Regions from separate parts of the Homo sapiens genome. Here region 1 is linked to region 2. A link is a contact called in ENCODE Hi-C or POLR2A ChIA-PET data. All regions are on one chromosome and are shown on one strand. The core of a region is the stretch at or near the end of the contact, and the rest is flanking DNA. Distances in the headings are between cores, read along the strand shown.

The links. A loop is a pair of places that touch in the nucleus more often than their neighbours do. ChIA-PET counts read pairs that join two places held with the same protein, here RNA polymerase II (POLR2A). Pooled maps may share reads with other maps.
Region 1: a map of mammary epithelial cell shows a loop between it and region 2 (5-fold over the local background). The contact joins the enhancer-like site here to the promoter of ZNF93 in region 2. A Hi-C loop is called at or near these places in 1 of 168 maps with a recorded cell type or tissue (mammary epithelial cell) and 8 of 50 pooled maps. POLR2A ChIA-PET finds 5 or more read pairs at or near these places in 7 of 52 experiments (Panc1, WTC11, activated CD4-positive, alpha-beta T cell and 2 more).

What each region holds. Positions count from the first base shown.
Region 1 is chr19:20,236,205-20,239,860 of GRCh38, forward strand. LOC105372310 (a long non-coding RNA gene) reads right to left here. Exons shown (of 7, transcript XR_007067164.1): 3 at 2,778-3,586; 4 at 2,084-2,346. Among named protein-coding and RNA genes, the nearest start is that of ZNF486, 71 kb to the left of the region's middle. RefSeq lists enhancers at 1,481-1,991, 2,503-3,021. Within about 2 kb of position 2,272, at least 17 of the 41 ENCODE cell types and tissues checked have a DNase peak (open chromatin) inside an H3K27ac peak, as active enhancers do; they include Panc1, where a contact is called at or near this core.
Region 2 is chr19:19,899,068-19,902,870 of GRCh38, forward strand. ZNF93 (zinc finger protein 93) reads left to right here and starts at 1,879. Exons shown (of 4, transcript NM_031218.4): 1 at 1,879-2,024. The coding sequence starts at 2,022. RefSeq lists enhancers at 1,849-2,448, 1,983-2,532, 3,081-3,630.

The DNA of each region.
Region 1 (3,656 bases), core at 1,022-3,521, 340 kb after region 2:
ATCACCCTACAAAGTTTACAAAGGGTAATCTTGACCCAAAAACATTTTGGTAAGTTCTCTGGAAAAATAAAAGAAAAAGAGGAGCCGGGCGCGGTGGCTCACGCCTAACCCCAGCACTTTGGAAGGCCAAGGCGAGTGGATCACGAGGTCAAGAGATTGAGACCATCCTGGCCCACATGGTGAAACCCCGTCTCTGCTTAAAATACAAAAATTTAGCTGGGCGTGGTGGCGCGCGCCTGTAGTCCCAGCTACTGGAAAGGCTGAGGCAGGAGGATCGCTGGAACCCAGGAGACGGAGGTTGCAGTAAATCGAGATCGCGCGACTGCACTCCAGCCTGGCAATAGAGCCAGATTCCATCTCAAAAAACAAAAACAACAAAAGAAATGCAGGCACAGATATTTTTTACAATACAGTGTCAGGGGATTATTCTTTGCTTTCTTCTGGGAAATATTTACAAAGAGAAAACAAGTCTTTTCAATAGTGTTATGCAATGCTTTAAAAAAAATGATTAATTGAGGAACGTGGGGTACATTTCAGGCCCTGCTTAGGACACATGTGAAAAATGCTAGGGAAAAATCAGTCCCCTGTGGGGTGTGGAAATAATTAAGTGGCAGGCAATTAGACTGAGGATGCTCTAGTCCTCGGATTCCTCCTTCTAAAATAAAAATCTAAACTCAAGTGCAGTTTTTGCTAAATTACTACATTCGGGAAACAAAATTCAGGCTTAAAAAACCATAAACTGCCAATTAAGCTCTGATTACATAACCAGGAAATTTCCACCTTAATTGTACAAAGAAACTACATAACTATACGTATTGAATTATTGAATATGGTTTTCTTCATCATGCACCTTATCAATGTTTCCTTCAAGCCCCTCCCATGGACCGCAAACTACAAACTATAGCTGGGTGCTCTTGAATGACTGATTAAATTATTTGATATTTTTGCGGTGACTCCCATAATTTATGTATTTATTTATTTTTTTAGACAAAGTCTTAGGCCGGGCGCGGTGGTTCACGCCTGTAATCCCAGCACTTTGGGAGGCCAAGGCGGGCGGATCACGAGGTCAGGAGATGGAGACCATCCTGGTTAACACAGTGAAACCCCGTCTCTACTAAAAATACAAAAAATTAGCCAGGCAAGGTGGCGGGCGCCTGTAGTCCCAGCTACTCGGGAAGCTGAGGCAGGAGAATGGCGTGAACCCCAGGGGGCGGAGCCTGCAGTGGGCCGAGATCGCGCCACTGTACTCCAGCCTGGGCGACAGCGAGACTCCGTCTCAAAAAAAAAAAAAAAAAAAAAAAGGACAAAGTCTTGCTCTGTCACCCAGGCTGGAATGCAGTGGTGTGATATCAGCTCACTGCAGCCTCCGCCTCCTGGGTTCAAGCGATTCTCTCTCCTCTGCCTCCCGAGTAGCTGGGACTAGAGACATTCGCCATCACACTCAGCTAATTTTTCTATTTTCTTTGTAGAGATGGGGTTTCCCCATTTTGCCCAGGCTGGTCTTCAACTCCTGACCTCAAGTGATCAGCCCTTCTCAGCCTCCCAAAGTGTTGGGATTACTGGCATTTCGTACCTGGCACCATACTTTTTTTTTTTCTTTGAGACGGAGTCTCCCTCTGTCGCCCAGGCTGGAGTGGTGGTGCAATCTCGGCTCAATGCAAGCTCCACCTCCCGGATTCCACACATTTTTAATAACAGAAAAGAGAAACTGTGAACCCCACGGACCAAAGCTCTTCCCATTCATGAACCCACATCCCGAGTCAGGATTCTCCCCTGACGACCCTCCCATGGTCCCTGCAAAATCTGGGAGAAACGCGGCGCTGCCGCTGCAGAGCTGCCTAGAAAGGGCTCCAGGCCATGGCACAGTCACTGCGAGAGGAAGAGACAGGAGGCCTGGCGGCCCGGCTGTCAGCGCAGTCGCCATCTTAAGGCTGAAGGGGGCTGAGGCCAACCTGGGCAAGGAGAACTTGGGGCGCACATTGTGGAGCTGACTGCGAAGAGGCCTGAGTCCCGCCACAGTCACTTCCCACCAGTTCCACCCTGCCCCTCTTCCTGTCTCGGGATGTCGGCCGGGCACTCTCACCATTTCTATGCTTCCAGGGTGTCCTGGGGTTTTAGCTGTGGATCTCCCAATACCTGCAGGTCACAGGGCCACAGAGGCTGGGCCTCCAGGAGAATAGGACACAGACCAGTGAAGACGAGACCTGAAACGCCGGCTGCAGCTAGAGACAAAGGCCGCGCCAAAAGCGGAAAGCCGTCCTCGTCGCTCCAGCTGCGTGCCTGATTGGACGGTTTCCAGCCCAGCGTCTCTGATTGGATAATGCTTTAGGTCCCGCCCCTCAGGCCCTGAGTGACAGAAGATGTGATCAGATGCTGGGCTAAGTGAAGAGAGACAGCCTAAGCTGCAGCCTTTACAGGCAGGGCTTCCTTCCTGAGCTGACCCAGGCCCCCCCCAGAGCATGAGAAAATTCTCTTTTGTACTCACTCTCCTTTTGAATGTATTCAAAAGGTGAACAGAAGTATTTTGCTGGCATATTAATAATACATAAAATTTTTGTTCAAGAGAAAATCAACGTTTACTTTGTTAGTAGTGTATTATCAATACTAAAGCTAATGTTTTTTTTTTTTTTTTTGAGACGGAGTCTCGCTTTGTCACCCAGGCTGGAGTGCAGTGGCGGGGTCTCGCTCACCCGATTTTCCTGCCTCAGCCTCCTGAGTAGCTGGGATTACAGCTACTATTGTTGAAAAACAATAGACAATCACAAAAACAAGCTGACCTTTTTGTGTTCCTTAAGCCCTGTCCTGAAGAGCCCTGTGACTGGGCTTTATGCCAAACAACTCGTTACTAAAGAGCTGTGGTCCCAGACTGCACCGAAGCTTCATGAGACCTCTCCTCGTCTGTGCACGGACGAGTGGCCAACTCTGGAGCCCAGGCTGTTGCTTCCCTGTCTGGTGGTGAATCCTCCACAGTCTGATGAGGGTGGTGTCTGACTCTGGAGCTCAGGCTGTTGCTTCTTGGTCTGGTGGTGAGTCCTTCATAGTCTGGTGAGTGCGGGTGTCCCACTCTGGAACCCATGCTGTTGCTTCCTGGCCTGGTGGAGAATCTTCCAGCCTGGAGAGTGCGGTGTCTGACTCTGGAGCCCAAGGCTGGAAACTTGGGGACGTCCCAAATCCCGGAATGGAAACTCCCCCAGTTCTCCCCCTTGGCGTGCCCTATCTGGTGAGTTTCGGGGGAACTCATGACCCAAGTCATAATAGGAATTTCAAGCCTCATAAAGACATCATGGTTGAAGCAGAGGTGTTTCGTTTCCAGCAAAGCCCAATAGCAAGCTAACAATTGCTCCTCGAAAGGGTTATAAGCTTTGCTGGCCTCTGGCAGTTTCTGGGTCCAAAACCAGAAATGTACCTCTTCCCATCTTGTTTCTGCCTAAGGCTCCAATTAGCATGTTGATCTAGGACAGTTACTTGCAGTTCTACGGGACCATCCCAAATGGGTCATAGATCCAGGGCCAGTTGCACTGCTTGTTTATCTTGTTCGGAAGCCATGATCTCTTTCTCTCCCCAAAGTCATAGCGTTTTCTGGTGGCTGCATGCAGAGGTTGTAACATGTTACCCAAGTGGGGAATATGATGTCTCCAGAATCCAAACAAGCCAAT
Region 2 (3,803 bases), core at 629-3,128:
AAAGAAAAACCACAACACTGTAAAATAAGAGAAGCCCCTTATGTGTCTTTTGACTTTCAAGTTTATTTAGACACAACTGGAGTCCCACGGGTGGTACCTGATGAATTCAAAGCCCAAGATCAAATAGCTGCAGGATTTAAATCAATATTTCCACGGGTAACTATTAATAAAAATGTAGATTAGATAGATAAATCACATCTATTATAATCAATATTAGTTTATTAATTACACCAGAAATGCTGTCAAAGAAATAGCCAACCAATTAAGGCCTACTAGCCAGATAACTTAGAAAAACAAAATGGCCCTGGACATAATATTAGCTGAAAAAGGTGGAGTTTGTGTTATGATTAAAACTCAAATGTTGTACCTTCATCCCAAACAATACTGCCCCCAATAGGAACATAAGAAGGGCCTTACACGAACTTACCACTTTATCCAATGAATTAGCTAAAAATTCTGGGGTCAATAACACGTTTTCAGAATGGCTAGAGAGGTGGTTCAGTAAACGAAAAAAAGTCATAGCCTCAATTCTTACTTCTCTTATAGTTGTAATAGGTGTACTAATTCTTGTTGGGTGTTGTGTCATACCATGCATCTGTGGGCTAGTACAAAGACTTATAAAAACGACACTTACGAAAACCTCCCTTAGTTCTCCTCCACCTTATTCAGATAAACTTTTCCTTTTAAAAGATCAAGTCAAACAACAAAGTAAAGGTATGTTTAAAAAGTTTTAAAAAGCGTGTGGTCGCAGTGGCTCACGCCTGTAATCCCAGCACTTTGAGAGGCTGATGCGGGCGGATCACCCGAGGTCAGAAGTTAGAGACCAGCCTGACCAATATGAAGAAGCCCCATCTATACTAAAGACACAAAATTAGCTGGTCGTGGTGGCACATGCCTGTACTCCCAGCTACTCGGGAGGCTGAGGCAGGAGAATTGCTTGAACCTGGGAGGCAAATGTTGTAGTGAGCCAAAATCGTGCCATTGCACTCCAGCCTAGGCAGCAAGAGCAAAAACTCCATCTCAAAAAAAAAGGTTTTTTTTTAATTATAAAAATTAAAAGGGGGAAATTGTAAAATACAATAAAATTCCTCTTCAAAGGTTTAGTCTTAACTTTCTTGTTCTTTGTTCTCAAACTCAACTTGCTTGTTCTCCATGCCTCCTTGCCCCTAGTTACTGTAACAACCTTCCTTCCCAACAGCTCTAATCAATAATTCACATCTGTTCCCTTGATTACTCACTCTGCAGCCTTCCCACCCTTCAAAACCACACGTCCCACCACTGTGACTTATACATGCCCCTTCCCTTCCTTATTTGGAAAAATATTTACAAATAGCCAATCGGGTCAGTTTAGATTGTGGGGTCCGACCCTAGCCCATGGGGGAGTAACACAGAGGAAGAGACTTTACGTTAAAAATAAAAACCCCTTCCCTCCTTTGTTCAGGGTGCTCTTGCGATCGTGATTAATGCAAACAAAAACCTTTTGCAGAAGTAAATTGCCTTACTAAAAAAACTTTTGCCTGAGTACTGGTTTCACTTTGCGACACCAAACACTTTACTTCCAACGGTATTATTAATATGACAACGAAATACTTCTGTTCACCTTTTCAATACATTCAAAAAGAGAGAGTAAAAAAGAGAATGTTCCCATGCTCTGGGGTGGACGTGGCTCAGCTCAGAGAGGAAGCCCTGGCTGAAAAGGCTGCAGCTTAGGCTGTTACTCTTCTTCACTCAGCCCAGCATGTGATCACATCTTCTGTCACTCAGGTCCTGAGGGGGCGGGACCTTAAGAATTATCCAATCAGGGACGCTGGGCTGGAAACGTCCAATCAGGCAAGCAGCCGGACCGAACAGGGCGGCTTCTGGTTTGGCGGGTCCTTTGTCTCTCGGTGCAGCCGGAGCTCCAGGTCTCCTCTTCACTACTCTGTGTCCTGTGCTCCTACAGGCCCAGCCTCTGTGGCCCTGTGACCTGCAGGTATTGGGAGATCCACAGCTAAGACACCAGGACCCCTGGAAGCCTAGAAATGGTGAGAGTGCCGGTCCGACATCCCAAGCGACGGGGAGGGGCTGGTTGGAACCGGTGGAAAGTGACGGTGGCGGGACTCAGGTATCCCCTTAGTCAGCTCCACAATCTGCGCCGGAGTTCTTGCCCAGCTCGGCCTCGGTTCCCTTCAGCCATAAGATGGCGGCTGCGCTTATAGCGCAGCCCCCAGGCGTCCTGTCTCTTCACTGTGCGGTGACTGTGCCCTGGCTTGGAGCCCTCGCTGGGCAGCTGCGCACCCGCAGAGCCGCTTCTCTCCCAGATTGTGCAGAGACCACGGGAGAGTCGTCAGGGGAGAATCCTGACTCGGAGTGCGGGTTCACGAATGGGAAGAGCTTTAGTGGGTTGGGTTCACAGTTTCTCTTTTCTCCTATTAAAAATTTATGGGGCTGGGCAAGGTGGCTCACTCCTGTAATCGCAGCAGTTTGGGAGGCCGAGGCGGGCGGATCACTTGAGGAGTTGTTAGGGCAGCTAAGTTCCTCTTCAGAGACTCAACTTCCTGGTCATAAGTTGTAAAAATTGTAAATCAACCCTACCCCTTCTTTTTCCCCATTCTCCTTTTCTCAAAACATCGCGCGTTTACCCTATATGGAAAAAGTTTGTGTCTAGCCCAACCAGGATCAGCTTAGATTGTGCGGTGGGACCTCAGCCAATATGGGAAGGACACAAAAACCGGAACTGCGTTAGGGTTAAATCCCCTTCCTGGCCCAGCGCGGTGGCTGATGCCTGTAATCCCAGCACTTTGTGAGGCCGTGGCGGGTGGATCACAAGGTCAGGAGTTCTAGGCCAGCCTGGCCAACATAGTGAAACCCCGTCTCTACTAAAAATACAAAAATTAGCCGGGATTGGTGGCAGGCGTCTGTAATCCCAGCTACTTGGGAGGCTGACGCACGAGAATTGCTTGAACCTGGGAGGCGAGGTGCAGTGAGCCGAGAGCTTGCCATTGTACTCCAGCCTTGGTGACAAAGTGAGACTCCGTCTTAAAAAAAAAATAGACATCTTAAAATTTCCTTCCCTTATGTAAATACTGTGTTTGAGTAATTTCACGGATTTTTCAAACACTGAGTTTCAAAAACCAAGTGAATAACTCTGACATGACAAAGCTTGAGCCTAGTGACTCCAAGCTAAGGCTAATATTAAGCCTAAAACAGAAGGTTTTTTTTTTGGACAGAGTTTTGCGTTTTGCTCTTGTTGCCCAGGTGGAGTACAGTGGCGCAATCATGGCTCACTGAAATCTCCACCTCCTGGGTTCAAGCGATTCTCCTGCCTCAGCCTCTCAAGTAGCTGGGATTACAGGCATGCACCATCATGCTTGGCTGATTTTGTGTTTTTAGTAGAGACGGGTTTTCTCCATGTTGGTCAGGCTGGTCTCGAGCTCCCGGCCTCTGGTGATCTGCCTGCCTTGGCCTCCTGAAGTGCTGGGATTACAGGCATGAGCCACAGGGCCCAGCCAACAGGAGTTTATAAAGTCCTATTTAGCTTTTTCTGGGGAGCCTCCCCTGCAGATGTCCCAGCCTATTCACCGGAGCCATGGAAGGAGGCGTTATTCTGAGAGAAGGTACAGAGCCCCAGAAAGCTGGGGCCCCACAAGCAGATGCAGTTAAGGTTAAGATGAAAGGAAACTGGGAGGATCTTTTTTTTTTTTTTTTGAGATGGAGTCTCGCTCTGTCGCCCAGGCTGGAGTGCAGTGGTGCGATCTCGACTCACTGCAAGCTCCGCCTCCCGGGTTCACGCCATTCTCCTGCCTGAGCCTCCCGAGTAGCTG